Regions from separate parts of the Homo sapiens genome. Here region 1 is linked to region 2. Evidence: chromatin loops called from intact Hi-C (ENCODE). Cell type or tissue: mammary epithelial cell. All regions are shown on one strand. Links, peaks and the distances in the headings refer to the core of each region. The heading gives the core; the rest is flanking DNA.

The links. Hi-C counts contacts between places; a loop is a spot of excess contacts. Peaks named below come from ENCODE experiments on the same cell type or tissue, not always from the same donor. Only the 100,000 strongest peaks of a DNase experiment are listed, where the experiment ranks them.
Region 1: a loop joins it to region 2, with 6 times the contacts of the local background. A loop is called at or near these places in 2 of 110 quality-filtered maps.

What each region holds. Positions count from the first base shown.
Region 1 is chr3:83,932,579-83,935,382 of GRCh38, reverse strand. No RefSeq gene overlaps it. Among named protein-coding and RNA genes, the nearest start is that of LINC00971, 940 kb to the left of the region's middle. RefSeq lists an enhancer at 6-1,205. In mammary epithelial cell, for the core only: a CTCF peak has its summit at 1,018; a DNase peak (open chromatin) is centred at 732; H3K27ac peaks cover 2,434 bases.
Region 2 is chr3:84,001,871-84,004,674 of GRCh38, reverse strand. The region is part of intron 3 of LOC105377188 (a long non-coding RNA gene); the gene reads right to left. Among named protein-coding and RNA genes, the nearest start is that of LINC00971, 870 kb to the left of the region's middle. In mammary epithelial cell, for the core only: no CTCF peak of the experiment used is centred there; no DNase peak of the experiment used is centred there.

The sequences.
Region 1 (2,804 bases), core at 7-2,506, 69 kb after region 2:
CCCTTGGTTTCCTCTCCTAAAGACATTTTGTTTTACCCTTTACGTGGCTAGGTTGAAACTTTTTCGAATCTCTCCACTCTGCTTCCCTTTTTATTTATAAATTGTTCTAAGTTATTCTTTTGCTCCTGAATCTCAGTATAAGCAGCCAGAAGTAACTCTGTATCTCCTATAATTTTCTTAGAAATTTCTTCTGCCAGACATCCTAGTTTTTCACTCTCATATTTGGCCTTCCACAAAGCCCTTGAGCATCCACAATTCAGGCAACATATTTGCCAATTTATAACAAGCGCAGCATTTACTCCAGTTTCCAATACGATGTTCCTCAGTTCCATCTGAAGCCTCATCAGAATGAAATGGACTCATTGCCTGGGGTGACACCCAAAGTTCATAGTCTCATGGCTGAAGAATTCAAGGAGGCAGACACACCAGGGGTGATATCAGAGCAGAAGCAGAAGTTTAACAGGTGAAAGAAAGAGGACAGCTCTCTGCAGCAGGGAGGAGTCCAGGAAAGGATTGCATTTTTCACAGTTGAATGCACAGGCTTTTATAAGAAATCAATGAGGGCTGGACATCTCATTTGCATAAGGCACAAATTTCTGGTAACTCCACCCTGTCCTCCTAATGTGCATGAGGGCCTGTAGCTTGAGTTATTCTATATTGCTTTGTTCCCCTTACTGTGCATGTGTCAGAGGAAGGAATTTGTTATTGTGGGCATGTCTGGGCAAGTCATCTGAGTTGCCTTTTTTATCTGTGTATCTGTGGGCACATCTTAGGCAAGCGTCCCTGTGTAAGTTTCCGTTTTGTGCCTGCAGGCTGTTCTTTTGTTTGAAAGAATTCAACAGAGGACCCACCCTAACTGCCTACCTGATCAAATTTTTTCCTTTCTCCTCTCTCATTTCCTGCCTCAGCAGTGGAGATCCTAATTGCTGTTAGAGGGAATGGTATTAAATTCTAGCTACTTCCTCTTGGAGAGGGATGTAGTGTAGGGGAAGAGCAGCTAGGGTTCCTCCTAGTGTTGATTTAAGTGTCCTCGGAAGGAAGGCACACCCATGTATGGTTACATTTGCATCACCATTTAGACCTTGATAGCCTTTAGTCAAGGAAAAGCAATTTAGGTTATTAAAGGAAATGTATTAAAATGAAACCAGGGGGAGGTAAGGACAGCCTGAAAATCCCAAGGCTGTCGACATGCCCAGATAACGGGTGACTATAGTTATTCCTGTTAAGATTTGGGTGCATGGGGCTTGGCTTTGGTTAACTTTTTTGGTTTTATTTCCCAAACAAATAAATCTCTGAGTTATGGGCACCATATATACTCTCATCACATCAAAGGATTTGCAAGATAATTGCCCATAAGTAGAATAATGGTAGAGGTTTTTACATTACCCATCCCTTTTTGTTTCTTCTGAACTACAACTGGAGATTGCTGGTGGGTTTACAGAAATAAGCAGAGTTAGTCTAAGAGGTGGGCAAGAACTTAAAAAACAACCAATGAGATTTAAATTTAATGACAAGCATAAAATAAATTTTGAAACATATTTTTTTTTTCTTTTCAGTCCTCGTTTTTGTTGAATACAAACCATGATAGGACTGAGTTGTTTGCAAAATAAAATTTAGTCGTATACTTGACCTGATTATTTGCATAAAGTACAGCAAGAATAATTATTTTTACATAGTTTTTTTCAAATTAGCTTTGATGGAACTCTGTACCACAAGGAATCTCAGATAAGACTTTTCAAAGCCAAGCCCAGACATGGGTTTGTACTGTCAAATACCTATGAGTTGGGAGAATGCCTTTTTTTTTTTTTTTTGAGGTTCCAAGAACATGGGGTTCCTGGCTCTGTTAAAAAGTGACATTCTTTACTCAGCACAGGTTAGGAACCCTGTACAGAGGCTGTGTAGACATGGTATGAAGCCAGTTCTCTCAATGGGCTTTTATTGGCTTTGCAAGTCAAGCTTGATTTCCATAAAGGGAAGCACATCCGTCCAGCCACAGCCTTGGTCAAACAATCAGTTTCTCCAATTGTGTCCTGTTGCAAAATAAAATGGATTCTCATTGCACTCATGAAAATAACAACATTGCCATAAGTTAAGAATCAAAACTGTAGAGGAACCAGGCAGAGAGAAACAAATATACTCCAAATTTTGTTTACAGGAGTATACTCAATTGTTAAAAGTAGATAAGTTAAAAGTTTCCTTGACTCTGAAGAACAAAACAAGGATTAGCAACGTTTCAAGCCGACTGAAGAAAGATTACTTTAGATTTCTATTAGTTTAGTTCTTGCAGTTAACTCTTATTTGACATTCAGGAATATTTCAGCTCTTCATGATTCCCGTACATTTTCCTTTACTCCCATGTCACAATTTCCAAAGTTATCAGAAACCTACATATTAAAGCACCTGTCAAAGTCCTATAGCTGATTATAAACCATATTTTGTAGGGGACTAAAACAAGACAATAATCATGTTTGAATGATGAAATATCCAGGGTAGTTACACTTAAAAATGTGATGGACAAATCTGTCTATTTTTATGTTTTACAATAGTTTAACACAATAATTTTAATTATGATTGATGGCATATACTCAGACATTAGGATTTTAGACATCCCATATGATTTTGAAACATATGTTAATATTATTCACTGAAATATAACCTAAAGAAGATTAAACATAATTTTGGCAATCCTACATACCTTAACATGTTAAATAATCCTGTTTACCTCTCTTCTGGATGCTTCAGGGGCACTCTGTAGACAATTTTGAAACTGAAGTTTGATTTTGAGAAGCCTGTTAAATGTTAGA
Region 2 (2,804 bases), core at 167-2,666:
AGACAGCAACACAGTAATAGTGGGGAATTTCAATACTCCTCTGACAGCACTAGACAGGTCATTGAGACAGAAAGTCAGCAACTACACCCTAGAACAAATGGACTTAACAGATGTTTACAGAACATTCTACCCAACAACTGCAGAATATACATTCTGTTCATCAACAAATGGAACATTCTCCAGCATAGATGATATGATAGGCCACAAAACAAGCCTCAATACATTTAAGAAAATTGAAATTATATCAAGTATTCTCTCAGACCACAGTGGAATTAAACTGGAAATCAACACCAAAAAAAAAAAAAATACCCTCGAAACCATGCAAATACTTGAAAATTAGATAATCTTCTCTTGAAAGATTGTTGGGTCAATAATGAAATCAAGATGAAAATTAAAAATTCTTTGAACTAAATGATAATAGTGACACAACCTATCAAAACCTCTTACAGCAAAAGCAGTGCTAAGAGGAAAGTTTATAGCATTAAGTGTCTACATCAAAAAGTCTAAAAGAGCACAAATAGATAATCTAAGGTCACACCTCAAGTAACTATAGAAACAAGATAAAACCAAACCCAAATCCAGTAGCAGAAAAGAAATATCAAAGATCAGAGCAGAACTAAATGAAATTAAAACAAACAAAAACAATACAAAAAATAAATGAAACAAAAAGCTGGTTCTTGGAAAAGATAAACCAAATTAATAGACCATTAGTGAGATTAACTAAGAAAAGAAGAGAAAAATCCAAATAAGCTCAATTCGAAATGAAATGGGAGATATTACTACCAATACCACAGAACTACAATGTATCATTCAAAGCTACTGTGAACACTTTGATGTGCACACACTGGATAACCTAGAGGAGATAGATAAATTCCTGTAAATTTACCACCCTCCTAGATTAAACCAGGAAGAAATAGAAACTCTTAACACACCAATAACAAGCAGAGAGATTGAAATGGCAATAACAAAATTGCCAAAAAAAGAAGTTCAGAACCAGATGTATTCACGGCTGAATCTATCAGACATTCAAAGAAAAATTGGTACCAATCCTACTGAAACTATTCCAAAAGACAGGGAAAGAGGGAATTCTCCCCAAATCATTGTATAAAGCTAGTGTCACCCTAATTCAAAATCAAGAAAGGCCATAACCAAAAAAGAAATCTACAGACCAAAATCTTTGATGAACGTAGATGCAAAACACCTCAACAAAATACTAGGTGAATTCAACAGCTTATTAAAAAGATAATTCACCATGATAAAGTGGGTTTCATACCAGGAATGCAGAGATGGCTTAACATATGCAAGTCAATAAATGTAATACATCACATAAACAATATTAAAAACAAAAAATGTATAATCAGCTCAATGGACACAGAAAAAGCATTTTACAACATCCAGCATTCCTTTATGATTAAAACTCTCAGCAAAATCAGCATAGAAGGGTCACACCCTAAGGTAATAAAAGCCATTTATGACAAACCCACAACCAACAGTTTACTGAACAACAAAAAAAAATTGAAAGCATTCCCCCAGAGAACTGGAACAAGAATATAATGCCCACTTTCACCACTTCTATTCAACATAGTACTGGAACTCCTATCCAGATCAATAAGACAAGAGAAAGAAATCAAGGGTTTCCAAACTGATAAAGAGGAAGTCATTCTGTTGTTGTTCACTGATGATATGATTGTATAGCTAGAAAACCCTAAAGACTCATCTTAAAAAAAAAAAAAAGCTCTGATAAATAAATTCAGTAAAGTTTCAGGATACAAAAATCAATGTATCTAAATAAGTAGCACCACTATACACCAAGAGTAACCAAGCTGAGGATCAAATCAAGAACTCAATTCCTTTTACAATAGTTTCAAAAACAAAATACTTAAGTATCTTAGGAAAATACCTATACAAGGAGGTGAAAGACCTCTACAAGGAAAACTACAAAACATTGCTGAAAGATATCAAAGATGACACAAATAGATAGAAACACATTCCAAGCTCATGGATGGGTAGAATCAATATTGTAAAAATAATCATACTGCAAAAAGCAATTCTACAAATTTGATGCAATTCCCATCAAATACTCTCATTGTTCTTCACAGAATTATAAAAAAAAAAATCCTGAAGTTGATATGGAACCAAAAAAGAGCCTGCATAGCCAAGGAAAGACAAAGCAAAAACAAACAAAAAACACAAATCTGGAGGCATCACATTACCTGACAACTATACTACAAGGCCATAGTCATCAAAACAGCATGGTACTGATATAAAAATAGGCACATAGACCAATGTAACAGAATAGAGAACTGAGAAATAAAGCTAAATCTAGTCAACTGATCTTTGACAAAGCAAACACAAACATAAAGTGGGTAAAGGACACCCTATTTAGCAAATAGTGCTGGGATCATCATCAAGCAACATATTAAAGAATAAACCTGGATTCTCATCTCTCATCTTATACAAAAATCAACTCAAGAGGACCAAAAACTGAAATATAAGACCTGAAACCATAAAAATTCTAGAGGATAAAACTGGAAAAACTCTTTTAGTCATTGGCTTAGATAAAGAGTTAATGACCAAGAACCCAATAGCAAATGCAACAAAAAACAAAGATAAATAGATGGGACTTAATTAACTAAAAAGCTTCATGCTGCAAAAGAAATAATCAGCAGAGTAAACAGACAACCTACAGAGTGGGAGAAAATTTTCATGAACTATGCACCCAACAAAGGACTAATATGTGAAATCTACTCCAGGAACTCAAACAAATCAACAAGGAAAAAGAAATTCCATCAAAACATGGGCTA